Regions from separate parts of the Homo sapiens genome. Here region 2 is linked to region 1. Evidence: read pairs that join two places in POLR2A ChIA-PET (ENCODE). Cell type or tissue: MCF 10A. All regions are shown on one strand. Each heading gives the region's core, and the rest is flanking DNA. Links, peaks and the distances in the headings are about the cores only. Region 1 overlaps DOCK4 (dedicator of cytokinesis 4). Region 2 overlaps ZNF277 (zinc finger protein 277).

Region 1 (16,466 bases), core at 8,069-12,068:
ACATTTATCTCCCACTATAAAAGGCTGTGGCAGCATGTGACATTGCCAATGCCTGTGAACTGACATAAATCTTTATTTCCCCCAAGAAAACTTTTCAGTGTCTCAAGTAGTTTTCTACAGTATCCATTCAAGCTTCATTGACATTTATAAAACCAAACATATTCAACAGTAGAAACCTTATAAGAAAAATAAAAGAGCACAATAATGAGGATCAGAAAACCTAGATTTTAAATCCTGGCTATGCAATTAACTAGCCCAATGACCTTGGCAATTTGTTTAACCTCTCTGGGAGTGAGTTCCCATACTTGTAAAATGTGGGGGCTTTGAGGTCTCTTGTAGTTAGAGGAGATTAAAAAAAATCAGTATGATCATTTAGTTATTCAAAAGGCATCTCCACATTTTTCTTACTTCTAAAATGTAGGCAAATGTTTCATCATATCATGTTGTCATAACACAAATACCTTCCATTTTAGTATTTACATGTAATTTAGTTTAGCAAGTCTTTGTCTACTGCCATGCAACAGGGTTTATTCCAAACTCAGTTCCAATACTCGAAAGCAATATGACCTCAATGCTAGATTCTTTAACATTTCCCTCCCTCCCACCCAAAATACAGTGGTATTTCCTTGACTGTCCTCTCCGAGTACTTTTCAACTCTGGTCATTTCACTAAATATGTGTTTTTGCATAGATAGATGTGGTTATTTTGCACATACAACTAAGTAACAGATTCTTTTTATAATTTGAAAAAGAACATTGCCATGCCTATAATATTCCTGCTTGGACAGCACAAAGAAATAAGTGCTTCATATGCTACCATTTAAAACCTGGCAGAATGGGAGCAGTTTCTTTTTCTGTTTTACATCATACAGCACAACATGGTCACTTAAGCAGGTTAAATTATTTAACATGGTTAAACTGTATTATTGGTATTCTTCAAATCAGGGTTCAAGATAAAAAAGAAACAGGGAGGTGTTATTTTATAGAAGTATTTTTTCTGCAGAGGTTCAAGTAAGAGAGAGGTTCAAGTAAGAAAGGTCTTGTGAAAGTCTTCCAAAACAATAAAAAGTCCCATAATTAAATATAAAACAAAGTAGGAACAGTTGTTATGATTTTAGAAATGATCACTAACATGTACTGATTTATAAATATCGGGTGCTTTACTATGTGCCAGGCACTGTGTTAGATGCTGGGGATACCTGGTAAGAGACATTCTTTTATTTATTCATGCAGCAGGTGTTTATGGAGTGTCTGGAACATGCCACACAATAGTAAGTAGGTTAAATGTGCTCTTTGCTTTCGTGGAGTTCACAGTTTAGTGGGAGAGATAAATGTTAATCTAAAAACCACACAGATACATGTATGCTTTGAAAATGTGAATAAGTCTGAAGGTCAGGTATTCCACACAGAGGGAACAACACCTGTAGGCCTCAGAAGCAAGAGAGAGCACAGGGTTGCCTGGACTGCAAGGAGCAGTGGCAAGACATAGGGCTGAAAGATAAATAGGGATAAATAAAAGATAGACATATTTCATAACTTTTTCCATAGTAAGGAGTCTGGACATTTATCCTGCAGGCATTGTGGAGACACTGAGGGGTATTATGCAGATGTTTGAGAGGATCGAATTTGTGTTTTAGATTTTTTAACTGTACCATATAAAAATTGTTTTGTGCTTACATATGATACTATGATATTAAGAAAGACACAAGACAGGATAGGCTTAAAAAATGTGGTACATTTACACCATGGAATACTATGCAGCCACAAAAAAAGAACAAAATCATGTCCTTTGCTGCAGCACAGATGCAGCTAGAGGCCATTATCCTAAGTGAATTAACATGGAAACAGAAAACCAAATACTGCGTTCTCACTTATAAGTGAGAGCTAATCATTGGATACACACTGACATAAAAATGGGAACAGACATGGGGGATTACAAAAGAAGGGAGGGAGGGAGAAAGAAAAGGGCTGAAAAACTACCTATTGGGTACTACATTCACTATTTGGGTGATGGACTCAACTGGGGCCCAAACCTCAGCATCACGCAATATATTCATTAACAAACCTGCACATGTACCACCTGAATCTAAAAATTTTTTAAAATCTATATTTTTTTAAAAAAGAGAAAGGCAAAAGACAAAAATTAGGCTTGTGAAACAGAATTGGCAAGACACAGAGAAATGAATCCTGAGTTCATGAAACATGAGTTAAGACATCCATAAAACAAAGCATCATGAGGCTGCTACACAGACTAGGGCATTTTCTTCTTACTTCAAGAACAATGAATAGGACAGACCCTCAGACTATACTCAAATGTCATTAAAAAAATTTGCCATAAATTTCAAACGTATAATACCCTTGATGTGAGGTTTGAATTCAATTAAAGGGTGTTAATAATCATTATCACATTGAAACTTATATTCTTAAAATGGAATCTTTAAGTATCTTACGCAAAATAACTCCCAAATGATCGTCCATCTTTTAGAGCTATATAACCATTTTTCTGTAATCAATATATTCAAATAAAGATAAGTCAAAATAATTATATTGAAAATCTTTTGAAACAGGCAGGAATATTAAGAGCATGCATTCTTTCAACAAAGATTTAATGTTCCAGGTTCTGTGCTTAGGACACCAAGACATGGTCTCGACTCTCAATGGCCCATAGTCATCAAAAACACAAGGAAATGGCAAATAATGAGAGTGCATTATTGCACGCTATCAGAGAGGGAGGACTGTATCCTGGGAAGGCTTCATCGAGAAGCTGATACCTGAGTGGGTTTGTAGGGTGAGCTGAATCAGAGAAGGGATTAACAGGGGTACACATTAGGTAATGGAAGTGAGGTGGTGGTAGAATAGGCATTACAGATAGAAAAAAAATGATTCAGAGGAATTAAAAATTATATATTTGGTTTTTAAGGAATATAACAGTAGTTTGAAGTGGCTGGAGTGACTGAAAGGTGTTTAGAAGGGGGTGGAGGATAATGTGGTTGGAAGGTAAATTGAGGATAGAAACAACATGATAAGGAGATTGGACTTCGTCCTGCAAGGAATGGGAAGTACTCAGAGTTTTAAAGCTGGATTGGGGCTTGATCAGATATAATTTTTGAAAGCTAGTGGGACAGTATATAGGAGACAATGCAGTTATAATCGTGCTGTACTTAACTTCCAGCTCATGTATAATCTTGTGCTTATAGCAAGATCCCCACAGTTCTATGAAAAGTTATAATCAACAAAGCACAGGAGTCTCACTGCTGTATATATATGAAATGCCAAGGATATGGACAAAACTGTAGCCTCCAGTATGAGGTGGGTGTATAATAAAACATTACTGACAACAGAAGGAGGAAAAAAATCTTGATCACTACCTAGTGTTTACTTTTGTTCATTTTAAAATAATATTATGTTCTAGAGAAGGAAAAAAACAATACAGAGTACCAGCCCTCAGGTCTTTGCTCCCACATACTTGTGTTCTGATACTGTGACTCATGCCTCTCACACACAAGTAAGAACCTAAGGACACAGGGGAAGAAGTGGCACACTGCTCAGGAAGCCAGAAGCTACTTCAGCAGTAACCCTGGAGGCATCCAGGCTCTTCAGGCATGAATGGAGTTGAAAGACCTTTAGTCTTAGTAGATACTTGAGAGCCACATACTTTTAAAATTCATTTTGATTTATAGAACCACTGGGAAATGCTAAGACAAACTTTACCTTTCTTTGAACTGTTAAAAAGAAAGGAAAAAGCAACATTAGGAATAAAAAACAACATGAATATTCATTTGAAAATCTCAATATATAATTGATCAAGTATCAATTAAAATGTAAAATGTGTACATCCTATGACCCAACAATTACACGTCTAGGAATTTATTCTACAGCAATATGGGTACAAGTCCACAGAAAGAGGTGTATCAAGATGTTTACTGCAAGACCCATTCTAATGGCAAAAATCAGAAATGATTAAATTATGTAGCATCCATATAATGAGATTCAGAAGAATAAGGTAGTGGGCTATATAATATCTATGAGATATTATCATGTAAAAAAGTATACATCAATATAAATAATTATATTAACACTAAAAATGTGTGTGTGTGTGTGTATATATATATATATATATGTATATATATAGTATACAAAATCATCTACAAGGTTACACCTTTAGATGTTAACAGCAGCTACCTCTGGGGATTAGGATACGTTGGGGGTTAGGAGGAGAGTAAATACACTTTATCACTTTTTAAAACAGTAGGGTTATGTGGAATTTTTGGTGTCTAATTTCAATATCACTTATAATTTCCCATTAAATATCACCCTATTAATTGTACTTTACCTATTTACTTTCTAACCTAAATGTACATACAAAACCCCAAGTAACTCTCCTTCTATTAATCTGGCCTTTCTCAGATATCTCCATTCTATGACTAGAACTGCTTTATTAACTTCAGAGAGCTGACAATTACAATTTTATATAATTTGATAGGAAAGATTTTGGTTTAAGAAAGTTTATTAAAGTTTAGGGAAAAGCTGAGTTTAGCTGCCTGAGCAATGAGCTCAGGATGTTAATAGAATTCCTAGTTCTCCCAATTACTTGAGAACAATAATAGCATCAGTCAATCTCATGGCGGGGGAGGCAGGGAGAGGATGAAATGTGGGTTAAGCACCACAACTGGCTCATGGCTGTGGGATGGGGTTGAGGAGGTGTTCCGTAACTGTTAGCCAATATCACTGCAGTTTATACATATTATATTTATTTACAAGAATGATTTAGATGACCTTAACAACAGGCTTTTATTAGTCTTGATATCTCTAATGTCTAAGCAAGATGCTCAATAAATGTTTGTTGAGTCAACAATTGATATCTGTAAGAAAATAATGGGGGCCTACTTCATGGGATCCTTTTAAGGATTAAAATTAGTTAATATTAAGCAACTGCTTAGAACAGTGCCTGATACATACTAAATTGCATATAAAATGCTTGCTGTTTAGAGGTCTTCACTTCCTTTACTACGATATCAAAACCCAAAATTACTCTAAAAGTTTTTGCCCTTATAATCCACTTGGCAGCAAAACCTGACCAGAATGATTTATAGTCTTTATTTATCCCATATGGAGTGAATATTTTGTATCACTCTAGATTTTATTGGAGGTGCTATATATGTACATTATCATTATGAAATCATAAAAATTCTGATTTCTGAAGTAAAATTGGTACTAAGGACTTTGTATAAGGGTCTAGGGACAAGTGTTATTATCTTTGAAAATATTACAATATAGGTTCAGGAACATAACTAGAAATATTTGGTTTTAAACAAAATTGAGCACAGGAAACATTTATTAATATCTTTTATAAGGTGATATATGAACTTTTAAAATGCAGATTAAAACAAGATGACTAGGGAGGCTGAGGTGGACGGATCACAAGGTCAGGAGATCGAGACCATCCTGGCCAACATGGTGAAACCTCATCTCTACTAAAATACAAAAAATCCGCCGGGCGTGGTGGCGCGTGCCTGTAGTCCCAGCTACTCAAGAAGCTGAGGAAGAGGAATTGCGTCAACCTGGGTGACGGAGGTTGCAGTGAGTCAAGATTGAGCCACTGCACTCCAGCCTGGGCGACAGAGCGAGACTCATTCTCAAAACAAAACAAAACAAAACAAAAAAAACAAGATGACTAATTAGCCTTTACTAAATTAAATAAATGTCCTCTAGCCTGCATTCACTCCAGTTATTTCTCTTTCATTCTTAGACTGGGAAAGTGTAAGAATCTTAGTCCCAGTCAAGGATAATTCTGTCCCTTCCTGCTGCCTTCTCAGAGACCTCACCCTGGAAGTTAGTACCTCTTTCTTAGATTTCCAGCTTCTCCCTCTCCACCAGCTGTAATCATGAATATATTTAAACATGCTTAAGTCTCCTCCATCATAAGTATTCATCAAAACAAAGTCTACACATCCAAACTTATCCCTCTTCTTCTTGAAACACTGCATACAATCCACTGTATATTTTCCTTTTTTTTTTTCTATTCTTCAATCCATGACAAGTTGGCTTTCACCCTCATCAGTGAAATTGCCCATCAGGTTCACCAACAATATTTAGGGAACCTTTCATGATGGTACTCGACCTCCTTGCAGTAGCAGGCACTGTTTATCACGCCTCCCTCCTTAGGCTTAGGATTCTATGTAGGTCCTTTGACCTTCATACTCTACACTCTCCTTGGATGTTCACATTTACTCCCATGATGTCAGTTATTATTCACTGGCTGACAGTTTCCAGATCTACATCCCATAACCCATCTCTCTCTCTCCTGAACTTCAGGCACAATTTACTAAACATCTCCATCTGAATGTCCCTCAGGTGACCAAACTCAGGCTGAAACCGAATTTACCTTTGCTCCCAAACCTGAATACCTAACTCCTCCTGGGATCCTCATGCAGTGAATGGCACCACACCAACACCCAGCCAATTGTCAAAAGGCCTAGGAGTCACTTACAACTCCTCCCACTCCTTCACCTTTTTAATATTATCAGTCATCAAGTCCTGCCAATTCAACTTCCTAAATGTCCCTAGACTCTATCTCCACAATCGCCTCTACTTCAAGCCACAGTCATTTCTAGCTTAGGTTACTACCTAAAATCTTTTACAGGGTTCTGCCTCTCATCTTGACTTCAGTGAATCCCCTTTCTTTCTTTTCTTTCCTTTTTCTTTTTTTTTTTTAGAGACAGGGTCTCCCTCTGTTGCCCAGGTTGGAGAGGAGTGGTGCAATCACAGCTCACTGCAGCCTCCACCTCCCTGGCTGAAGCGATACTCCCATCTGACCCTCTTGAGTAGCTGGGACTATAGATGTGTGCCACCATACCCAGCTAGTTTTTACAAACTTTTTATAGCGACAGGGTCTTGCCATATTGCCCAGGCTGGTCTCTAACTCCTGGGCTCAAGTGATCCTCCTGCCTTGGCCTCCCAAAGTGCTCCCAAATTACAGGCATGAGGTACCGTGTCTGGCCAAATGCATTTTCAATAGTGCAACCAGACAGGTCTTTCTTCCCTCAAATGAGATCTTATCTCTCCCTTCTTAAAACAATCACAAGCTTCAAAATGTCCTCAAAACAAAGTCTACACTCATTCATACAGCCTTAAACTCTATATTCTATCAAATGATCAACAACTATTTCTTGAATGCCTGCTATGTGCTAGGAATGGTCTGGAATCTAAGGATACAGCAGTGAGCCAGACAAAGCTTCAGATATCAAGGAGCTTATGGCCCAGTGGGATATATACATAAACTGGGAAATACACATAAACAAATAAACAAAAATATTCCAGATTCCAATAAGTATTATAAAGGTGGGGTAGAGAGTGTGCTGTGTCAGTCGGGGCATTCAGGTGATATTTTAATAGAGAGGTCTGAATGTTCCAGCCAAATATATATCTAGCACACTCCTACTAACCTCAGTTCTCAGCTGAGACCTCCCCTGGGAAGTTTTCCTGTTGCCTTGAGTCTGGGTTGGCAGCACCTCCCACACGCTCCATAGCATCGCGTGCTTACCCTGAACATTCACCACTCAGGGTGCTCATGCCCATTATTTGCCTGATTACTCCCCTACAGGAACAGGGTATCTTGTGCCTGGTTACATCCCTAGTGCGTGGTGCACAGTGCTTGCCATGCTTGAGTTGCTCAATATCCACTTCCTGAATGGCAGATGAAGTAATTAATATTATTAAATAATTCTCCTAGTCAGAAGGCCTTGCTATTTTTTTTTTCAGACGGAGTCTCACTCTGTTGCCCAGGCTGGAGTGCAGTGGTGTGATCTCAGCTCACTGCCACCTCTGCCTCCTGGGTTCAAGCGATTCTCCCACCTCAGCCTCCCAAATAGCTGGGACTACAGGCACGAGCCACCATGCCCAGCTAATTTTTGTATTTTTAGTAGAGATGGGATTTTGCTATGTTGGCCAAGCTGGCCTTGATCTCAGGTGATCCACCCACCTCGGCCTCCCAAAGTGCTGGGATTACAGGCCTGAGCCACGGCGCCCCGCCAGCCTCAGTAATTTTAAAGAGGGTAATATAATTGTCCTTGGAAGAGGTGTATTGGCTGACTGAAATGAGAAAAGTCCACATAAAACATTTTATTCATTATTTCCATTTGTTTTATTACTGCTAACATGAATACCAAAGCATAAAACTCAACACCTGGATAATTAGTCATGTCTTTCAGTTTATGCTTCTCTGCTATTTTTTAATTCCCAGGCTCCATAAAAATATGTACGCTTTTCCTATGGGAAATTTTCAAATATGAAGTCATAGACTTCTTAAGTAAAACCTAATGATTCTTTAACTGTGTTAAGAATACAGCTTCTAACGAAAGTTAATAAATGCACAGTTCTCTTCCTTTTGACATTATGGGTTTTTGTACTCAGAGTGGGTAAGTCCTAAGGCCTTTTATCCATTTTTAATTCTAAATTCAAGATTGAATGTAAGGCCAGGCATGGTGGCTCATGCCTGTAATCTGAGTACTTTAGGAGGCTGAGATGGGAGGATTTCTTTAGGCCAGGAGTTTGAGACCAGCCTGGGCAACATAGTGAGACCCTGCCTCTACAAAAAAATTTTAAAAATTAGCTAAGTGTGGTAGCATGTGCCTGTAGTCACAGCTACTTGGGAAGCAGAGGCAGGAGGATTGTCTGAGCCTAGGAGTTTCAGGATGCAGTGAGCCATGATTGTACTACTGCACTCCAGCCTGAGTAACAGTAAAACCCTGCCTCAAAAAAAAAAAGAAAAAAGATTCAATGTAAGAATGAAAAACATGATGCCATATGCCAAATGACTGACTGCTGAGGGATTAAATCTGCCAAAAATGATTCTTTGTTTTATATGACTCAGCTTTTCAAGTTCTCTAAGGTAACAACAGGAAGATTTTTCTGAGATCATACAATATTTTCCAGTTAAAGTCAAAGATAAGTGACCCCTATGTACTATCTATATTAAAAAATCAACAATTTCTTCCCCTAAGGCACTGGGAAGGCTTCCAATCAAGCAAATGTCATAGCAGAACTGTACTTTTGGTCCTATAATTCTCCACCACCCAGCTTAAAAGCAACAATTCTAATATGATGGTTTCCATATGAAATTTGTCCAGAAAACTGAAGAGATGGAAGAGAAATAAAAGTAAATAAGGAAGATGACAGATCATATCATTCCTCCAACTAAGAATAATCAAGCATTTAGTGAAACCATGAAGGATGCATTACAGTTCTGTGAATCTCAGCAAATACTGGATTTTTATAAACCTGGCATCCTTATTTCCTATTTAATGTCAGCTTGTCAGAGTAGCACAGCATATTGATTAGACTATAGCTGATAGAGAATATCAAATACAACTCTGTATCCCTAGTCAAAAAGTTGTAGCCAGAACTTCTCATTATGGTTTTAGTGAGATGAAATGAGTGAACATATTTACATATTCTCTTTTATCTTCTATTAAGGCAATGTTTCTAGGTTCACGTAGTTAATCTATTTGTTTTTATCTCTTCAGTTCTGTTATTCTGCTTCTAGTTTATTGAACTTTGATGACAGGTACTTCACATCCTATATCCTTCTCTGAAATGAGAGTTAATAGCTTTGCTTGAGTAATAGAAATCTTTAAAAGCCAATATAGATGAGCAGATCTGTGGATGAGGCTGAGAAAAACAGCTTAGAACTTAATGGAAACAGGTAAAGCAATTGTCTAGGATTTATCTCAACAGTGATGAATAAAAACAAGATAAACCCAAAAGATATGTTAAAGAAAACATTTTAAAATGTCACTTACCCTTAGTTCTTCCTTTGTATTAAAACTATCAAGAAGCTGTTGATAATGTCTATCTGTCATTTGTCGTAATAGGGACAGGAGACAAGCAACAAACTCCCCCTAAGTTAAAAAAAAAAAAAGCATACATTTTATTTTTAGTAAGGACGTAAAAGAACATCAGTAACTTACACTGAACTGTCCTCAAAGAGAATAGGTTAAAATGAAATCACGATGATCCAAACTTGCCCTGTGAAGTCTTCTTAATATAAATTATCCAAAATGTCACAGCCAAAACTCCCTATGATGATTACCATTTATTTACTTGGTATTCACAAATTTATAATTTTAGGGAGGATTTTTTTTTTTAACTTGAGTGGAAGCTTTTCACTTGGGAACTAACTTCACACATTTAAAGAAGGTAAGGCACCGAGGGTTTATGATCATTTACTGAGCATTTAACATGTCTGTAATAATTCTAACATTTAAGCTTCATATCAACACTATGAGGTAGGGGGTATAATACCTTTTTGAAGAAGGTAAAATGTAGTTTCTGATGTGCTAAATGACTTGCCCCAAGTCACTCAGCTAGAAAGTAGCAGAGCTGGCATTATCCCCAGTCTTTCTGCCTCCAAAGCCCTTCCTGTAGCTTCATGCTCCATTTTTGAATTCAAATGACCTCCTCCAACTCATCAGAGAGTTGATCTGCTGACTCACAGGGTATAATGAATGCCATATGTTGCATAATGTTCATTTCAATCTCCTTTTAAAAAATAGTTTTATTCAGATGTCTTGGAAGATTGAAAACAATTTTTTTAATTGGCCATTCTTTTTGTGCTTGGGCTCTATGTGATTTGTAACCATAAATTCTAATTCTTAAAAATTAACAATAAAAAAGTAAACATAGCATCTATGGATTTGAAGACCTACATAAAATTGCTATCACTTGCATTTTTGAATGAACTTCTAATTTAAAATGCTTGCATTTTCAATGCAACCTTTTGTGCTCAGCAAAGAATTTATCTACTTTTAAACAGAGTAATAACATTTAAAACAAAACAAATACAATAGGAGAGGCAATCACTGGTAACTAACTGTATATTTACAGAAGTGCAATTTAATTGGGAACTGGTTTCTTAGATTTTACATGGAAAGAGACTACAGACTTTATAAGTAGAGACTAAAAGCCCTGAGAAGGGAATTTTTCAACAGAAGCAGCTGGGTGAGGAAAATTCAATGTATCCTCGCCCACTGCCATGGGAGACCCAAGGATGCTATAATACTTAAAGACCATGTCAAGGCAACCAGGTACTCAGGCTAGATCTCTGTTTGCAGATAATCATTTGCAACACACAGGTATGACAAATAATTATCTATATACATTTTTTAGGGTAAATATTCAAGAAACTAACCAGTGTGGGCCAGAAGAAACATCCTTCAAGCTCAACATATACTTTGTTAATGAACATGGGAATCCTTGATATTTAACAAAAGAAATAAAAAGTTTAAAGGCAATATTATTAATATTTTTGTATATGTGTGTAAGGTAGTAACCCAACCCAACACTAGGAAAAGAATGATCTAGAAGGATTGAGAGAACAGTGCCTTGTGCTCACACAGGACTGGGAATAATAGAGCCTTTTTTTTTTTTTAATACCAGCCAGACTGGAAAAACCTCACAATTAATAAGGCATTAGTTAGAGTACCAAAAACAGTGTTTCCTTAGTACTGGAGAAAAACTACTCCTAGAGTAATGCTGTTCTGGTCCTACCTCACAAATTTCAAAAGCAAGACCTAAAATGATCAAATAGTTTCCAATAAATTTAACCTCACTCTATAGCAAAGCTCAGATATTTTTTAGAAATTAAAAAAATCCACCTGTCAACAATGTAAAATTCACAATAACTGGCATGCAATGAAAAATCACCAGGCAGGTCAAGAAGAAGGAAAAAATGACGCAAATGAGGAGAAAAAGTAATATATCAATAGAAACAGATCCAGAAATGACATAGATAATAGAATTACCACACAAGAACATTAACATAGTTATATTACTGTATTCTAATTTTTCAGGAAGCTAGAGGAAAGACTGAATATGTTAATTTAGAGACATGGAAGACATAAAAAGAGCCCAAATTAAACTTCTAGAGATGAAGGCTACAATTTGTGAGATGAATATTAATTGAATGGGTCGAGTGGCAGATTAGACACTGCAGAAGAAAAGATTATTGAACTTGAAAGGTAGGGCAGTAGAAATTCTCCAAAATAAAGCATAGACAGAAAAAACTGAAATAAAAAGAAAAACAGAAAAAAGCATCAGTGAACTGGAGGACAACTTCAAGTAGCAGAATATCTATGTAACTGAAAGTCTCAGAGAGAAGGAAGAGACAGAAAAAATAATTGAAGAAATGAGAAAAAAACTTTTTCAAACTCTTTGAAAATTATAAACCTGTATATCAAAAAATCTCCACAAACCCCAAGCACAAGAAACAAGAAGAAAATTACACCAAGGCACATCATAATCAAATTGCTTATAGCCAGTGGTAGAGAAAATCTTAAAACACTATTCAGAAAAAAAAGGGGCACATTACATAGAGAAGAACAAAGACAAAGATGAGAAAAGATTTCTCTTGGAAAGAACACAAGCTGAAAGACAACGGAGCAACAGCTTCAGAGAACTAAAAGGAAAAAAAACCCCAAAAACTATTAACCAAGAAAAATATCTTCCAAAATATAAAATATAAAAATATCTTCCAAAAGCAAAGACAAAATAAAGACTTTTCAAACCTCCCAAAGCTTATTCACCACCTCTATTCAACATTGTACTGAAGGTTTTAGTCAGTGCAATAAGGCAAGAAAAGGCAATCAGGAATACAGGTTTGAAAGGAATTTTTAAAAAGCTGTCTTTCTTCACAGAAAGCGTAGCTGTGTATATAGAAAAAGCTATGAAATTGATAAAGAGCTACTGGAACTAATTGAGTTTATTTACATTCCAAAATATAAGATCAATGTACAAAAATAAATTTTACTTCTACACACTAAAAATGAACAATCAGAAATTGAAATTTAAAATAATATCATTAAAATATGAAATAATTACTGATCTATTTGACAAAAGATGTATAAAATCTGCACACTGAAGGCTGCAAAACACTGAGGGGTGGAGTTAAATACTTAAAAAAAATGAAGATATTACATGTTCATGGATTGGGAAATGCAATATTGTTAAGATGTCAATTTTGGCTGGGCGTGGTGGCTCATGCCTATAATCCCAGTACTTTGGGAGGCTGAGGCGGGTGAGTCACCTGAGGTCAGGAGTTTGAGACCAACCTGGCCAACATGGTGAAACCTGAGCTCTACTAAAAATACAAAATTAGCCGGGTGTAGTGGCACAAGCCTGTAATCCCAGCTACTTGGGAGGCTGAGGCAGGAGAATTGCTTGAACCCAGGAGGTGGAGGTTGCAGTGAGCCAAGATTGCACCACTGCATTCCAGCATGGGTGACATTAGCGAAACCCTACCTCAAAAAAAAAAAAAAAAAAAAAAAAAAGATGTCAATTATCCCCAAATCGATATATAGATTCAATGCAATCCCAGTAATTATCCTAGCATAGCTTTGGGGATTAGAAATTGAAAGGCTGATCTAACTTTAAAATCCATAAGGAGTGAAAAGGATCTAAAATAGTCAAAACAACTTTGAAAAAGAAAAGTAAAGTTGGAAGACTTACACTTACTGACTTTAAGATTTATTATAAAACATGACAATCAAGATAGTATGTTACTGGTGTCAAAACAGAAAAACAGGTAAATGGAACACAATAGCCAAACCCAGGAACAACTCAAATGTCTACCAAGAGGTGAATGAATAAACAAACTGCAGTATATCCATACAATGGAATACTATTCAGCAATAAGAAGGAATAAACTATTGATATACAAAAGAATAAGGATGAAACTCAAATATATTGTGTCAAGACAGAATCCCCTGCCCCTATGCCCCCCAAAAAACTATGTAGTATATGATTAATAATAATAGCTATGTACTACATGATTCCATTCATATCAAATTCTAAAAAATGTAAACTTATGTACAGTAATAGATAAGTTACTACAAAAAGCAGGTCAGTAGTTGCTTGGGGATGAGGTAGCATGGAGGGGCAAAAGAGAGGGAACCGAGAGGGGCACAAGGAAGCTTTTGAAAGTGATGAATGTATTTGCTATCCTGATTGTGGTGATGTTTCATAGGAATACACATATGTCAAAACTAAAATTGTACATTTCAAACAGGTGTCATTTATTTTATGTCAATTATACCTCAATAAAATAAAAAAGACATATGACAACACTATGATTTATGGAATGGCACTATGTGTAAATTACCATACTTTGACTATGCTATTGAGTTCATTCCTTGTTTGGGCCTTGTTGGGTAGACACAATCAATTTCACTTTAAAGAAAAGATAATTATCTCTTAAGGTTCAGAAATTTACCCCAGGTTCCACAGCTTGAGAATTGTGAGACTGGGATGTGAACCCAGGTATCCCTGGTTCTAGAAGTCTGTACTCAGTGACTCATCTTCCTTCTGCTCAGACTATTTGATTGTATAGAGAAAATACACCTGAGGTTTTTGGTTATAATTACAATATCAGTAAGTATACTTGAATTCATCAGTTGATAACTAAGGTTCATACTTTTTTACCTTTCTCTTAACTATGCCTTGACTTAAAAATGCAAATCTAGTTAGTAGAAATCCATTCATCTCTTTTCCATCTCTTAGTTTTTCCATATCATATTCACATTGTCTCCATTACAGCTACTAGATTAATTTTCCTAAGACATTTACTTCAACACACAATCCTGTGAATAGTGAAATATGCTGAAGTGGGAAAAATGACATATTATTTGCAAATTTAGTAGTAACAAGAAATATTATGCAATAAGGAATAGACTTTCATCTTAAGCCTTTACAGTCAATATACATAGGGGAACAACCTGTTTGAATCCAGATTTATGATTTTGTCATATCTGACTTATGCCCATTGCAATAACTTATAATCATGACATATAATCCCTTGGGCATTTATGATGATTATTGTCAATCCCAACATCTACTCTACAATGTCATTTATTCACTTATGCTGTTTAGGAACTCCAACCACATTCAACTCTGTTAGGAGGCCTAGATGTCCAATTACTAATGTATATTTTATCCATAATGTAATTTTTTTGCTCTATTTCTTAAACTTAAATTTTAATTAATTTTTTAAATTTTTTATTTCCATAGGTTTTTGGGGAAACAGGTGGTATTTGGTTACATGAGTAAGTCTTTTAGCGGTGACTTCCAATTACTAATGTATATTTTATCCATAATGTAATTTTCTTTGTTTTTAAGATATTTTAAGAATGTATCTGTATGAAAATCCTAGACTCATAATTTATTAAAAAGAAATAAAAAGCCATCAGTGGCCAAGATGTACTTAGCTGCAGTGTGAAACTTTCTTTTGTATAAATCACCTTGAAAACTCTGTAGTCTTCAGTGGCCATTTTATGTATAGATTGAGTATAATGGGAATTTCTACAAATGACTGTGTATAGCAAGGGTATTGGATGGCTACAACTGTCTTCACGAAACCTATTATACACATACATTATTTTTTTCCACATATTTCTTACAGAATTAACCCAGGCCCATTTCCATACCCCACCACAAACCGACATCACATGAAAATTTTAGATAAACACATCAGAGTAGCTGTCTTAGACCTGGCCTATGCCCAGAAGAATCACATGCTCCGTAAATGTTATTTAACAGAGTTACGAACGAGTAAGCATTTATAAATTGTAAGGAACTCTGGAGCTCCATTAGTCGAGAATGCAAGGCAAGTGGTCATTCATACTGCTTTATAAAATCTGCTTCTACCTATAATTAGACTTTTGAAAGGAACTGATCACAATGGTGCTTTTTTGTTTTTTTTTTCTAGCTAGGGAAAGCATTTTAAAGTTCAAAAAACAGTCGGTGGAAAAACAAAAAGTACAATCCTTTTAAATTTTAAAAATAAGGCCTCTGTTATCTGGAACTATGATACAGCAGACGCCAGTGCTCATGCTGGTGTGGCTGGGAGGCTGGGTAACAATCATGGTGCTTACAGAGCACTGGAAGAATTCACAATGGCACATTGTGGGATCTGCGTTTACTCACAGTGTGTCTACTTGTCATGGGCACTTTTCCATATGTGTCTGCACAGACTGAAAAGGTGCTCAATGTAGTACTGCCATGTGAAGACTCCCTATTCAGAAAGCCTGTTCTCTGTGAGAAAATGATAAAGAAATTCAACAGATCTTCAGTCTCCAGAGAATGGATTTTGTGAAAGACAAGACCAGGGCATATTTCTCGCCATAGAATTATTATAACAACAACAATACCTGAAGCACGTCTGCAACAATCATGATATGACTGTGACTTCTGCTGCTACCACAATGACTAACGGTCAGCATTTATTGAGTATCAGACCAGATACTGTTTAAACACCTTTACAGATTTGATGAAATCCTCACACTAACTTTGAGATAAGTACAACTATTTTCTCTGATTTATTTATTTATTTATTTATTTATTTATGAGACAGGGTCTCACTCTGTCACCTAGGCTGGAGTGCAGTGGTATGATCTCGGCTCACTGCAACCTCCATCT
Region 2 (16,466 bases), core at 7,558-11,557, 400 kb after region 1:
CCAGTTGTAATATAATTCTCAAGTATAAAGTAATAATACCCTTTCTTTTTCATGACCTCTAAAGTACAAGGGATTTGCTGCAGAGAAAGATCCCTGTTCTTGATTATTTTTCCTTGTGAAATACTTTAGAGTTTATTGATAGAACACATTAAATTATAATGTTAATAATTTTCTCATTTATATTTTTAGATGTCAGTAGTTATAGTTGTTTCTACAAATAGGGCACAATTCTGTTTTTCTTTTCTTTGTGTGAATCCCAGAGTACATCCAACCATGCATATTTACATGTTCTTGGAGCCTAAATGAATTAAAAATTAAAGACAAACTAAGACCTTTAGGTAATGGACTGAAAAGAAATTCATTTCACGCTTTTAAGATATTTTAATAGAAATTCATGTTCTCTTGTTTTTTTCACTATGCTATTGAATTAGGCAAGGCCAATGTAAATTTAGTATACTATTTATGTTTTTAGGGACAGTATTCCAGGACTCCATAGAATTATGAGGGAGAAAAGTATTATGATACTACATGAAGAAAATTTTTTGAGCAAATAATTTGCAAATACTGAGCTAAAGTTACCTGACTGTTTTACTTAGGACTTTAGTGTGCTAATTTTTGTGACTGTCCAAGACATAAATATTATATCCTGTTTCCCAAATAGTTGACTATCACAACTTTTTTCTCAAATAGCATCTATTAACATTTCATGGGTTTCTAGTGTTCCATGGAATTTAATTTGGGAAATGCTAATCAGAGTTATCTCCCCCTTATTTATTAAGAATGTTACCATCCCAAACAGTTCCATCTGTAAATATCTCCAGAAAAGATCCTTCATCCTGTGTCTGTAATAGTAATCACTGTCGTTCATCTTCATATGTTTCCTATTTATGCCCCAGGAGTAAGAAAATAAATATAGGATGCCAAAGCACAGGATAAATACAAGAAACAGGTATTTTTTCTGCCTCAGGGAGATGTAGCATCCTTTAAGGAACATTTTCTCCATTATATACAAGAAGCCAGAGTTGTTTTGAAGATGTCCCAGGTATCACTGAAATTAATATTTATATAAACAAAACCTACCACTTTAGCACAATATGAGAACATTTACTCTTCAAATCAGCATCTTTGTTTCTCTAGTTTAGTGTTCCTTTGATAGTACATTTGAATTAGGATTTGAATATTGAACAACAACAAAAAAGTTTCCTAAGTAACCATTTTCTGACCTACTGTTCCAGAGTACTCAAGCCTGTGCTTCTTATTAAGTCAGGTAACCGTAGCTTTCTAATGCATTATTTAAGGTTATGAAAATTTAATTCACATTCCTCTATCAGCTTTCATTGACTTCAAGAATGTAGGTTAGTTGGATTTTTTTATATTCTCTGTGTGTGGTATCATTGTCAGAAATGTCAGTTTCTGAATTACTGTTTATTAATTAAATGATAAATCTAGGCATCTCTTTGATGTAAAATCCAAAACTAGTATGATATAGAGGAATTTTTTAGTGAAAGCTTTTTTTTTAGACAGCTTCAAAATGATTCATAGGACCCATTGTTATTCACTCCTATTAGCAATATTCAGAGCCAACTGGCAAATTTCCATTTCTTCAGGATTCTCACTTACATTAAATGTAGTTTCAAAGTAGACCAGTTGAGGCAAGCAGAGTTTAAATGACACAGCTGCATTGCCCTCTTTGCTTGTTACTTTTTGCTGAAATTACATTTGCTGATATCTCTTGTGGCAATACGTTAGTGAATCAGACTTTGAATGCATCTTATTTATGGATAGTTATCAAAATTAATTATAACTTTGTCAACATTAGTTGATCCTTGCGTGAAATTAGTTGATCCTGCTGTGAAATTCACTCATACTTCAGAAATTCGAACATATTTTCATATGCTTGCAGGCTGCGTGTTTTTGTTTTTTAAAGTTATGTAAAAAGAAAAACCTTAGACAAATTTAACAGTTTAATTTAGCAAAGAACAATTTGTGAATTGGGCACTCCTCAGAATTACAGCAGATTCTGAGAGACTCCTGTCCTACCTCATGGTCAAAGGAGATTTATGGACAGAAAACAGAAGTGAGGTACAGAAACAGCTGTATTGGTTATCAGCCTTTGCCTAAATGCAATTTAAACAGTTTTGGGCCTGTGATTGGCCAAAACTGCATGATTGGCACAAGAGTAGGTTACCGTCTATTTACACATCCAATTAGGTTACAGTTCACCATGTAGGGAGAAAACTTTTGGCCAAACCTATCTAAGGAGACAGCTTTAGGCTAAACTTAATTTAACAGTTATATTCTTGTAAGTTATATTTTGTAAATATTGTAACCCTCATTATAAATATATATAATTTCTCTTGTAAAGTCATATTCATACTTCAAATCTTAACTTTTTTAAATGTGAAGCCATTCCTGAATGGCTATATTATTATGTAGCTGAATTAGCTACATACGTCTTTGTAGCTTTAATCATATTATCCTATTTAGTTATCTGGAGAAATCTCATCAACAGCTTGTAGAGAGAGAAATTTTAAGTCTAATAGTTCAGCTGTGTATACTGTGTTTGTTTCTTGGGGTTGCCTGTAACAAATTACCATGAACCACATCTTAAAACAAAAGAAATTTATTCGCTCACAGTTTTGAAGGCCAGAAGTCCAAAATCAAGATGTCAGCAGGGCTACGCTCTCTTTGAAAGCTCTAGGGGAGAATCCTTCCTTTCCTCTTCCAGCTTCTGGTGGTACCAAGTGGTCTTGGCTTCTGGCAGCGTGACTCCAGTCTCTGCCTCCATCTTCACATGGCCTCCTTTCCTGCATCTCTTTGTCTTCCCCCTATCTGTCTCTAACAAGGAATTAGATTGAGGACCCACCCTAATTCAGGATGCTCTCAAGATCCTTACTTTAGTTACATCTGCAAAGACCCTATTTCCAAATAAAATCACATTTTGGGGCTCTAGGTAAACATGTTTTGTGAGTTATCAGTCAACCAACTACGTCTATTGAATATATCACCCATATTTCTATACAGTCTTCTATTCCATTTGGCCAACAGGTATGTGCACAGGTGAATGCATGTTCTTTCTGGAAGAGGAGAGGCCTTTTTTTTTTTTTTTTTTTTTTTTTTTCAAGCTGTTGAGCACATGCTGTCCCTTGCTTGACTTTATGGACGTTAGGCCTTATACATTGACCTTGTCATTCCCATAAATATTAAACTCCTCCTAGAAAGTCACCCCGGACGTTTTGAATGGAGCATATTAAATATGCATGGTCTTTTATGCCAGGCTTTTCCAACACTCTTATTTTTTTACTATCTTTTTATTGTTTCAGGTAGTCAGATTGTACATAGTATATGCTAAGTTCCTTTGCTTATATAGTTGACAGATCACTATAAACTTGTTCTTTATGCATACAACCCCTGAAATTTGGTCTTATCCAAAGATCGAGAGCATAGTGGGGTACAAAGATCATTGAACTTGTGGACAAAAGAATCAGGTTGACATATTCATTGTGTGACCTTAGATAAATCACACTCCCTGAACTTCTGTTTTCTCGCAACTAAAATAAATAATCTTACCTCACAGAGTTTTGGTGAGGTATGAAGTGTTTAGGAGATTATTTTACAAAGTTTAAAGCATTATATAAATTAAGCAGTGCTGTATTAACATCCTGCATGAAGGGATGCTTTTTGTATTTATATCATTCAAATATAGAGTGTTTGTTAGTGACATGGAAAGAAGTCAATTAGGGAAATGTTTTAAAAGGACAAGACATAGTTGTGTATTCTTTGAGCTTATAGTCTAATTGGAGAAGAGTAACTAGTACCAATAACTAGGTTAAGCTCTGAGGAATGGATGGAGAACATGTTTGTTTGAAAGAAGTAATTATGGTTGCCCTCATGGAAGAAGTGAGAGAGACCAGAGGACCAGGAAAGACTAACAGGCAGGTAGATGAATACAGAGTAGCGTAGTCTAGAGTAGCAGCTTGCATACAACACTGCAAAGAAGAGTCAGATGCCATACAAGGACATTTCAGAAACTCTTCTTAAAGCTGCAGACTCCAAAGAGAAGCAGTGGTAGATAAAATGGAACAAAATACTGCATCTCATAACCAACTTATAAGAAACTGTCCAATCTGCTAAGCCCTTATTTATATGGCCATGTGGGTCTTTGTTCTCCATGAGGCCAAGTGGTCTTCAAAAGCATTTAGTAGAATCTCTCTAGTAATTGTCACACAGACAGTTTTCCCTAGAAAAAAATGACACCTTTGATATTCTCGAGCTCTGAGTCTCAGCAAGCATTTATTAAGCACTAATTATGTGCTAGGCCCTAAAGCCACCAAAAAGAACAAGACAAGTTCCTGTCTTGAAGGAGCCAATGTCTAGTAGAGGAAAGTAACACAGAAGTGCCGTGAAAGAGTCAACACTGAAGCAGCAAGTTAATTTATCCCAGATTTCTGTATTATTAACCTGTCTAGGCAGTTAGGGTAGGCTTCACAAAGAGATAATTCCTAGGCAGAGGTCTTTGCCAGGTGGCCAAGGATGGGTATGCCTTCTTGATAGAATGAGGTGCTTGAGGAAGGGCTTGGGATGCCCTACACCTGCTTTTTACTAAAACCTAAAATAGAGCAATGGAGTAGGAGACAAGGCTAGAGAAGGGAGCAAGGACTGCATTATAAAGGACCTTGTGGGCCATGCGAAAGAACTTGGAGTTTCTCCTACATGATGAGGAGAGTGCTTTAAGTGGGTGAGTAATATGAATCAGATTTGCTGTATAGAAACAGCCTGTGGCTGGCTGGGCGCAGTGGCTCACGCCTGTAATCTCAGCACTCTGGGAGGCCAAGGTGGGTGTATCACCTGAAGTCAGGAATTTGAGACCAGCCTGGCCAACATGGTGAAACCTCATCTCTACTAGAAACAGCCTGTGGCCGTACTAATGTGAGAATGGATATAGGGGCAGGGCAGGATAGTTAGGAGACTTGTTAATTGGACATGTTCCTTATGTAGTCCAAACTGGATGCCCAGCTAAAAATCAGCTATGATTTTCTTTATGTTAAAGGAAAAAGCCCAAAATGAAAGTATATCTCATGCAAGTCTCCCAGATTGGCCCCACTACTTTAATCTCTTGCAGCTTCTCGACCAGAGAACAGAGATAACTGAGGATTTTATTTTTCTCCCTTACTTATAACCACTTGTGAAGTGTGAGTTCCACACTAGAAGAATCATCTAAGAGTCACAGATCAAGTAATTAAACCTCTTTGTTGAGTGCACACTTGACTTTGTGTGGAAATCTGCACTTTTAAATTTGCTTTATTTTCTAAATGAGAGTACATTTTTCAGAGTCATGCTTTTCTTATTTCTAAGGAATTTACAGCTCATAGCTTTTCCATAATTAAAATTGGCCATATATTAATACTCCTGCAATTCTGTATTTTTGTTTTGATCCATGCCTATTTTTACCAGATATTCCTAATTAAGCTCTGGATTTTATACAAAATTTACAAGAATTTTTAAACAAGACCTCACCTCATTTAGGATTTGGGATAGAGGAGTGATTGTGTCTTTAAAATCGTGTGTTTGTGACCAGGCATGGTGGCTGACACCTGTAATCCCAGCACTTTGGGAGGCGAAGGTGGGCAGATCACGAGGTCAGGAGTTCAAGACCAGCCTGGTCAACATAGTGAAACCCCGTCTCTATTAAAAACACAAAAAATTAGCTGGGCGTGGTGGCAGGCACCTATAATCCCAGCTACTCAGGAGGCTGAGGCAGGAGAATCACTTGAACCCGGGAGGCGGAGGTTGCAGTGAGCTGAGATCGCGCCATTGCACTCCAGCCTGGCAACAATGTGAGACTCCGTCTCAAAAAAAAAAAAAAAAATTGTGTCTTTGTGTATGATGTGTGTGTGTAAAATTTTTTTAAAAAGAAACTCTTAAAATGTCAGTGTGTTAATTGGAGTGAAGTTTAGTGTGATAAACCAGAAAGGGGAAATGCTGGTTTGTCACTATAATTTTTCTCTTATTGAAAACTTACATTCATATCTACTGCAAATCCTTTGTTCTGTGCAACTGATAAATCCAAGGTCACCCTTATCAAAATTTTGGAGATACTTAGTCTTCCACTGGAGTGCTTTTTCATGATAAACTGCATGTTTTATGAGTAGCTCCATTATCTCTGAAGTCTCTGATGAATGCCATCTGGTCCAAATGCTGGGTTGCAATTTTTCAGGTTGTTTTTTGGCTCCTTCCATCTCCCCATCCTCCCTTTTTTTTTTTGGATAACTTTTTATTATATAGATACTCCATTGCCTATGAGTGTTTTTACTGACATTCTTTAAATTTTCTTTAACATGAATGATGTCTCCCTTTTATTTCTTAAAACCAGAGAGGATACCAGCATAGCACTATTTTACATCAAGTACTGTTATCAACACAACCACGGAACTTTGTTAATTCAGAGTATTTCCACTGATCAGTTTACAGTTTATGTATTCTTTCTGACTAGCAAGTATATTAACTTGAAATAGGTCATTTTGAGTGACAAATCTAGCCTGTTATTTCAGAAACAGACAAAATAGTATTTTCTACTTCATGAGGAAAGAAGTATCTATTTAAATTTTTTTGTTTTCTCCAATTACCTCCCTTGGCGAAAACAGCAACAGTATTGGGAACTGCCCCTAAAATAAATAAATACATATATATATATATATATATATATATATATATATATATATATTCCCTTAACTGAAAGTTATCTCAAAGCCCTTCTCTCATAAGTGTCATATGTGAAAGACTGGACAGATGATTTTAAAAGTAGATAATGAGATCTAAGGAATTAAAACAGGGGTTGGGAGTCAATCTAATTGGGATTAGAGTTTCAGGGGAAGACAAACAGAAAGTGAATTGCAAGGAAAAGAAGCAAGGTACCAACTAGACAACCGAAGAAACCCTGTGGAATGGACAAGATCTGTCTATTTGAAGAATTCTAATAAAGTAGTATGGCTGAGATCACTTGCAGATTAACACTTCATGTGGTTTATGTCCTCTCCAGTACCTGTTCTGAGTTGATGGTATACCTACTTTGAACTAATTTGAAAGCTAGATTACAAATGAAGTACTAAGAATTGAGGCCACTTCTCTGAGGTTACTAGAAGTGCAAGCATATGTCTATACCCAAACAATAACACACATTACAGTTGATGATAATCTAGGCATTGAAAGGTATTATAGCAAGGATTGAAACGGTCTGCTCCCTGGGATGCACTTTCCTCAAGATCCCCTTGAGTTGTATATCTGGATGGCAATTTAATATCAGTTTTGTGTTAGCGCAGTTGTGTATCAAATGTTTTTTGCAGTGTCTAAGTCAAAAATATGGTGGTGCACGTCCTATCCCATTGACCTCACTTCACTATGCTGAAGTTTTATCTATGGTCAGTGGAGTACTTTGTACTCTTCAGAGTGATGGCCAGTAATTCCAAAAGCCTAAGGTTTTCTGAATGATCTACTCTCATTATCTCTGCATATTTTGAAAAAGTTTATATTTATTATCTTCTGACCTATCTAACCCTAATTCATATATTCTCTCTGCCTAAAATCATCTCTTCCCTGCCTGCCTACCTCACCAACTCCTGCTCATTCCTTAAGATTTCATTTAGATTTCACCTTCAACTTTTCTGTGAAATGTTCTTGCTGACTACTTTCCTCCACCCAAAAGGTAAACTTCTATCCAGAATTTTCTTGTTTTATCTTGTTAATGCTTCGTTTTCATTATCAGTTTCTGATTTCAGCTCAGAAATAGGGATTTCACAATCCTATCGGGATTGTGATTGTGATGCACTTTGCTCTTGTATTTTACATTCAGATGCCCAGTAAATGTCAGTGTTACTTCTTTGGCACTTGGATGAGATTAGACATGTGCCTGCTATGTGTCCAGTGCAGAAGCTAAGTCACCTCTGGTTCCGTCTTATTCTTCTGTGCCTGTTAACCATTGCAAGATACTGTCCTTGCAGGGCCAGTGCTACATTGGCTTTCCTCCACAGTCCTACCTACACTGTTAGCAAGTCATATTTTTTGGAGCATCATTCCATGCTTGATCTCATTTTATCATCTCAACTACTTTTAGCATATAAGTGAATTAGAAAGCAAAAGCCAGAGGTCATACAACTAGTTTCTACCAGCAGCACTGTCATGGGAACTCCTAGATCTATTTACTCTTAGCATGTCATCATTATGCAATGATATTACTCCCTTACCAGCAATATTGGCAGTGCTCTTTTTTCAAAGCAGAGGCACTTAAAATGGTTAGAATAGTTGGTTTTGGTTTTCAAATTGACTACAGGGTTATTATATTTTGTTGAACAGTTTTCTGCACAGAATATTCTGAGACTTCACCTCTAAATATTAAATCACAGGTTCCAATATTCTCATTTGAAAATTGAGAACCTAATTGAAAATTGAGAACAACTTGTTATTAATACACCTTTTCTAGTTGTATTCTTTTCAAAATTTTTTGGAATTTTTGGTAATAGGTCTAATATGAAAGTGTAAATTAAAGTTCTTATTGCTTTTCTGGCTACTTTTTTTTTTCAGTTATGCTAACTGCTCTCTTGCCTTCCTCTATTCAGTTACTTAGGTAATTTTACTATAAGGTTTTTTTAGAATCACCTCAGTGGTAGTTTGAAATATTTAATATCTTTCAAAATCTGCCTGCTGATTAAAATTTTTTTTCTACTTTACCATGCTTTATTTAGCCAGTTCATTATTAATAGGCATTCACATTATTGCACTTCCTTTTGAAGTTTGAAAAAATGCTGCAGTAACCATCCTTGTATTTCTTAAAAGTAGAATTTCTGGGTTAAATTATATGTGCCTTTTAAATATTGACAAATGTTTTCTGTCTTTGTCCATTTATGCTACTCTAGCAAAATGCCACAAACTGCGTGGCTTGTAAACAACAAGAATTTATTTCTCATGGTTCTGGGGGTTGGTAAGTCCAAGATCAAGGTATCAACAAATTTGATGTCTGATGAGGGCATAGTTCATTCTAGCTGTGTCTTTACATGGCAGAAGGGACAAGGCAGCTCTATGGGGACTCTTTTTAAAGAGCACTGTCACATTCATGAAAGCTCCATCCTCATGACCTAAATACCTCCCAAAGGTCCTACATCCTACTATCAGCACATTGGTGATTATGTTTCTACATATGAATTTTAAGGGGACCATTCAGACCATAGCAGTTGCCAAATTTTCATTATTCGTAACAGTACTAATTTACACTGCAAGCAATTTGTAGAGATGCCTATCCTTGAGAATGCAGCATATTACCAAAGTTTTTGATGTATGTCTGTCCAGTGGTAGAAAAATGATATCCTACATGACTATTATTTATATTATAAAATTCAAATTATTATATTTTTATTTGTATTTATTTTACATAGTATATATTTGCATCTTAATATCCACTTATATCTAATTTTCATGTTTGTTGTAAGGAAAGCTGAGCATCTTATATATAAGAGCCATTTGTATTTTCATTTTTATAACCAGTTTGTCCATGTCCTTTGCCCATTTTCTATTAAGTTGTAAACATTGATTTGAAGGAGTCTTATATAGTAAGGAAATAATTTATTCTGTTTGTTGTTTGTTAATTATTGTTTGACATTGTTATTAACAGCCATCTATTTTTTGCCTGCAGAAATTTATTTTATTCTTTTTGCAAAACTGATCAATCTTTTGTGTACTACTGTGTTTTACATCATAGTTAGAAAAAAAACAATTTCGCTCCAATATTATTTTTAAATTTTTCATTATTTTAATGTATTTTTATATTTTTATATTTTGTTGAGGTCTTCAGTCTGCCTGAAATTTATTTTGTGGTAAATGGTGGAATAAGGAAGTTTTTGGGTGGACATGTTTTCACTTCTCTTGGATATATACCTAGGAGTAGAATTCCTATGGTCATATAGTAACTATGATTGACATTTTGAACTGTCAAACTGTTATAAAACAGCTGTACCAGTTTACATTTCCACCAGCAGTGTCTGAGGCTCTAATTCTCCACATCTTCACCAACACTTGTTATTAGTTTTTTTACTATAGCCACCCAAGTGAGTATGAAGTAGTATCTTATTATAGTATTGAATTGCATTTCTCTAGTAACTAATGATATTAAGCATCTTTTCATGTTCTTATTGACTCTTTGTATAACTTTTGGGGAAAATGTCTATTTAAATCCTGTACCCATTTTTGAATTGGGTTATTTATCTTTTTTATTATTTGTAAGAGTTCTTTATACATTCTGGATACAAGTCCTGTATCAGTTCTATGATTTTCAGATATTTTCTCCCATTCTGTGGGCTGTCTTTCCATGTTCTTGATGGTGTCCTTTGAAGTACAAAAGGTTTTTTTGTTGTTGTTCTTAATTTTAATTATATCAAATGTGTCTATTTTTTTTTCCTTTAATCACTTGTATTCTTCATTTCCTAACCAAAAAAGCTCTGCCTAATCCAAGGTCATTAATATTGACCCCTGTTTTTGTCCCAAGAGTTTTATAGTTTTGCTCTTACATGTAGGTTTGTGATCAGTTTTGAGTTAATTTTTGTGTAGGGTTTAAGAAAGTAATCCAGCTTTTTTATTTTGCATATGGATATCCAGTTTCAGCACCATTTGTTGAAAAAGCTACTGTATCAATAGACCATATATGTGGGGTTTACATCTGGACTCTGAATTCTCTACCATTGATCTATATTGGTCTTTTCTGATGCTAGTACCACACTATCTTAATTACTGTAGCGTTTTAGTAAGTTTGGAAATCAGGTAAGTGTGAGAGCTTTAACTTTGTTCTCCTTTTTCAAGATATCTTTGACATAACCTGCTGATTTTTCCAAAATCAGAGCACATCAAAAGAAATACAAATAGCACCAGTAACCCTTTGTTTTAGCATATATGTAATGTAAATAGTCTCTTGAAATTTATTCTTAGTGGATTATTTTTCAGGTACTATCCCTTGATTACATTAGACCTAGGTACTACTCTGGTCAGGTAGAGTCTGAACATTCATGGGCTTTAGTTTTTTTCTTGTATTTAGAGGTTGAATCAATTAGATACCCTAAGTCCCTAATATAGCTTCTAAAAATTTGAGTCAATAATCCCTCCTTTCATCTTATTATAGTTGAACATGTAAGTGTAGGAGAGAAAAAATGTCCTCATTAGTTAGTATTAATGAAACACCCATGTTGTACAATTCACAGTAAGTTTTAAAATGGAAAACTAGAATGATTGTGAGTGCTATGGCAAATGGCTTGAATTTTGGTGACTCATAAAATTCTACGAGTCCTCATTCACTATTTACTTTCCATATTAGAAAGTAAACACAATCTCATCTTTTAAATTACAACCCAAAAGGCAATTTTAGAAATATTTATGTTGTAAAGTGAGGGACTTCGACACACCACTGACAACACTAGACAGATCATCCAGACAGAAAATCAACAAAAAAACACTGGGCTTAAATTGGACTTTAGACCAAATGGACCTAGGAGACATTTACAGAGCTTTCAACCTCAAAAACCACAAAATATACATTATTCTCATCAGAGTATAGAACATTCTTCAAGGTAGACCATATATTAGGCTACAAAAGAAGTCTCAGTAAATTTTTGAAAATCAAGATCACATCAAGTATCCTCTTTGAGCACAGTGGAATAAAACCAGAAATCAATTCCAAAAGGAATTCTCAAAACTACACAAATATATGGGAATTAAACAGCCTGTTCCTGAATGATCAGTATGACAAAATTAAGATGGAAATTTAAAAAAATTTTGAAACAAATGAAAATGAAGACACAACATACCAAAACCTCTGGGACAGAGCAAAAGCAGCGCTAAGAAGAAAGTTTATAGCATTAAATGCCTACATCAAAAGAATAGATCACAAATTAATAACCTAATGTTGCACTTAAAGGAACCACAAAAACAAGAATAAACTGAACCCAAAGCTAGCAGAAGAAAAGAAGTAACAAGTCAGTACAGAACTAAAATAAATTGAAACAAACAAAAAAAATCAATGAAACAAAAAGTTCTGTTAAAAAAAGATAAAGAAAATTCATAGACTGCTCAATAGGCTAACCAAGAAGAGAGAAATTCAAATAAACAATCAGAAATGAAACAGGAGAAATTACAGCTGATACCACAGAAATACAAAAGATCATCAGAGACTAAACAACACTATGCTCACAAACTAGAAAACCTAGAGGAAATGGATACATTTCTAAAAACATACAACCTCCCAAGATTGAACCAGGAAGAAATAGAAATCCAGAACAGTAATAAAAATCTCCCAAAAGCAACAAAAAAAGCCCAGGACCATATGGTTTCCAGCTAAATTCCACCAGATATACAAAGAAGAACTGGTACCTGGCTTACCAAAACTGTTACAAAAAGACAAGGAGGAGGGAATCCTCCCTAACGTATTCTGCAAAGCCAGTAACACCCTGATGTCAAAACCAGGCAAGGACACAACAAAAAAAGAAAACTATAGACCAATATCTTTGATGAAGATAGATGCAGAAATCTTCAACAAAATACTATGAAACAGAATCCAACAGCACATGAAAAATAAATAAATTAACACCACCTGCAGAGGAGGCTGAGGAAGATGGATGAATAGACCCCTCCAGCAATCATCCCCACCTATACAAACACCAAATTGAACAACTATCCACACAAGAAAGCACCTTCATAAGAACCAGAAGTTAGGTGAGCAAATCACAGTACCTGGTTTTAACATCACATCAACGAAAAAGGCACTGAATAGAATAGGAAAGACAGTCTTGAATTGTCTAATCTGTCTCTCCCCATCTCTCAGCAGTGGCAGCTTAGCGCAGAGAGTGCTTAGGGGAGGGAGAGCGCAGTAATTGTGGGGCATTGCATTGGAGCTCTGTGCTGCCCTGTCACAGTGGAAAGCAACACAGGGCAGAATTCAGCCAGCACCCATGGAAGGAACATTTAGACCAGCCCTATAGCTAGGGGGAACCATCCATTCCAGCCTTTGGAACCTGAGTTCCAGCTAGCCCCACCAGCAAGGCTACAGTGCTTTGAGGTCCTAAAGAAATCAGAAAGGCAGTCTAGGCCACAAGTAGTGTGATTCCTGGACAAATCCTTGTGCTGTGCTGGGCTTGGAGCCAGTGGACTTGAGGTACATGTGACCCACTGAGACACCACCTGTGGTGGCCAGGGAGGTGTTCGCGTCACCCCACCCCAACCCTATGCATCACAGTTTGCAGCTCCCGCAGAGACTCCATCCTTGGTCTGAGGAGAGAAGAATGGGAGAGTGAAGAAGACTTTGTTTTGCAATTTGGATACAGCTCAGCCACAGTAAAATAAAGCACCATGCTGAGTCCTAAAGCCCCCATTCCAGGCCCTGGCTCCTGGATGATATTTTTTACTTAATTTTTTTTTTATTTCAATAGATTTTTAGAGAGCGGGTGGTGTTAGGTTACATGAATAAGTTATTTAGTGGTGGTTTCTGAGATTTTGGCGCGTACCGCCCTGAACGTGCCCGACCTCATCCGGATGACATTTTTAGACACATCCTGGACCAGAAGGGTACCCACTGCCTGAAGGAAACAACCCAGTCTAAGCAGGATTCATCACCTAATGACTAAAGAACCCTGGAGCCTTGAATAAACATCAGCAATAGCCAGGCACTACTCACCAATGAACCTTGGATGAGACCCAGTACTGTGCTGGCATCAGGTGTGACCCAGCACATTCCCAGCTATGGTGTCCACAGAGAAAGACTCCTTCTTGAGGAAAGGAGAGGGAAGAGTAAAAAGACTTTCTCTTGCAACTTGGGTACCAGCTCAGCCACAGGAAAAGAAAGCACCAGTAGATTCCTAAAGTTTCCAGTTCTAAGCCCTAGCTCCTGGACAGTATTTCTAGACCCACCCTTGGCCAGAAGAAAACCCCCTCGCCCTGAAGGGAAGGACACACGTCTAGCTGGATTTATTACTGCTGACTAAGGAGCCCTAGGGCTCAGTGGTAGCCAGGCAATAGTTGCCACAGGCCTCTGGTGAGACCCAGTACTGCTCCGGCTTCAGGTCTGACTCAGCACAGTCCCAGTGGTGGTGACCACAGGAGTGTTTGTGACCCCTTTCCCCCCAATTCCAGACAGCTCAGCATGGAGAGAGAGATTCTGTTTGTTTGAGGAAAGGTAAGGAAAGAGAACAAGAGACTCTGCCTGTTAATCCAGAGAATTCTGGATTAGGCAAACAAAAGCCAAGAGATTTTTGTCAACACCAGACCTGTCCTACAAGACATGCTAAAGGGAGTTATTCAGTCTGAAAGAAAAGGATGTTAATGAACTATAAGAAATCATCTGAAGATGCAAAACTCATTGGTAATAGTAAGTACACAGACAAGTACAGAATAGTATAAAACCATAATCATGGTATGTAAACTACTCATATTTTGAGTATTTTGAGTAGAGGGACTAAAAGATGAACCAATCAAAAATAAGTACTACAACCACTTTTAAGACATAGACAGACAGTATAATAAGATCTAAATAGAAACAGCAAAATGTTTAAAAATGGGAAGAGTTTTATTGGTTTACAGTGTAGAGTTTTATTGGTTTTCTCTTTGCTTCTTTGTTAGTGTGTTTATACAACCACAGTGTTAGCTTATCAGTTTAAAATAATGGGTTAGAAGACGTTATTTGCAAGCCTCATGATAATCTCAAATCAAAAAGCCTACAACAGATAAAAATTGAAATGCCAGAAATTAAAATGTACCACCAGGGAAAATCACCTTTATGAACACGAAGACTAGAAGAAAGGAAAGAAGGAAGGGAAGACTACAAAACAATCAGAAAACAAATAATAAAATGACGGGATATCAAAGAGATTTCTGTACTCCAGTGTTACATCAAGTTAAAAAAGCTTTTACACAGCAAAGGGGTGGTTAATGGATACAAAAATATAGTAAGATTGAATAAGATGTAGTATTTGATAGCACAACTGAGTGATACAGTCAACAATAATTGTACATTTTAAAATAACTAAAAGATATAATTGGATTGTTTGTAACACAAAGAAAAGATAAATGCTTGAGGTGTTGGATATCCCATTTGCCCTGATGTCACCATTACACATTGCATGCCTGTATCAAAGTATGTACCCCAAAAATATATACACATACTATGTACCCACAAAAAAATTTTTAAGAAAACAAAAACAAATGCTACTGAGCTATGATAACCAAAACAGTATGGTACTGGCATAAAAACAGAATGAAACAGAATAGAGAACCCATAAATAGAATGGAACAGAATAGAGAATCCAGAAATAAATCCATACATTTACAGTGAACTCATTTTTGACAAAGATGCCAAAAACATACATTGTAGAAAGGACAGTTTCTTCAACAAATGATTCTGGGAAAACGATATCCATATGCAGAAGCATGAAACTAGACCCTTGTCTCTTACCATATATAAAAATCAAATCAAAATGGATTAAAGACTTAAATCTAAGACCTCAAACTGTAAACCTTCTAGAAGAAAACATTGGGGAAACTCTCTAGAGCATTGGTCTGGGCAAAGATTTTTTTAGTATATCCCAAAAGCTCAGGCAACCAAAGCAAAAATGGACAGATGGGATCATATCAAATTAAAAACCTTCTGTACAGTGAAGGAAACAATCAACAAAGTCAGGAGAAAACCCACAGTATCGGAGAACGTATTTGCAAACTATCGTCTGAAAAGGGATTTACGACCAGAATATACAAGGAGTTCAAACAACTCTATTGGAAAAAAAAAAATCTAATAATCTCATTTAAAAAATGAGCAAAAGACCTAAGGAGACATTTCTCAAAAGAAGACAAACAAATGCTGAACCAGGTATATGAAAAGGTACTCAACATAACTGATCATCAGAGAAGTGCAAATCAAAACTACAATAAGATATTATCTCACCTCAGTTAAAATGGCTTTCATGCAAAAGACAAGCAATAACAAATCCTGGCAAGGATGTGGAGAAAGGGGAGCTCTCGTACACTGTGGGAACATAAATTAGTGCAACCACTATGGAAAACAGTTTGGAGGTTGCTCAAAAAACTAAAAATGTGCAATCCAGCAATCCTGCTCCTAGGTGTATACCCAAAATAAAGGAAATCAGTATATCAAAGAGATAATCTGCACTTCCATGTTTGTTGCAGCACTGTTGACAATAGCCAAGATTTGGAAGCAACCTAAGTAAGTGTCCATCAACAGATGAATAGCTAGAGAAAGTGTGATACATATACACAATGGAGTACTATTCAGCCATAAAAAGAATGAGATCCTGTCATTTGCAACAACATGGATGGAATTGGAGGACATTTTGTTAAGTGAAATAAGCTAGCACAGAAAGACAAACCACATGTTCTCACTCATTTGTGGAAGCTAAAAATTAAAACAAGCAAACTCATGAAGATAGAGA

Evidence for each region. Peaks named below come from ENCODE experiments on the same cell type or tissue, not always from the same donor. Only the 100,000 strongest peaks of a DNase experiment are listed, where the experiment ranks them.
Region 2: POLR2A ChIA-PET joins it to region 1 with 5 read pairs; 2 of 35 experiments call an interaction of 5 or more read pairs at or near these places.

The regions. Positions count from the first base shown.
Region 1 is chr7:111,824,789-111,841,254 of GRCh38, forward strand. DOCK4 (dedicator of cytokinesis 4) reads right to left here. Exons shown (of 53, transcript NM_001363540.2): 26 at 9,800-9,898. Among named protein-coding and RNA genes, the nearest start is that of DOCK4-AS1, 25 kb to the left of the region's middle. In MCF 10A, for the core only: no CTCF peak of the experiment used is centred there; a DNase peak (open chromatin) is centred at 10,443.
Region 2 is chr7:112,225,361-112,241,826 of GRCh38, forward strand. The region is part of intron 1 of ZNF277 (zinc finger protein 277); the gene reads left to right. Among named protein-coding and RNA genes, the nearest start is that of ZNF277, 27 kb to the left of the region's middle. In MCF 10A, for the core only: no CTCF peak of the experiment used is centred there; no DNase peak of the experiment used is centred there.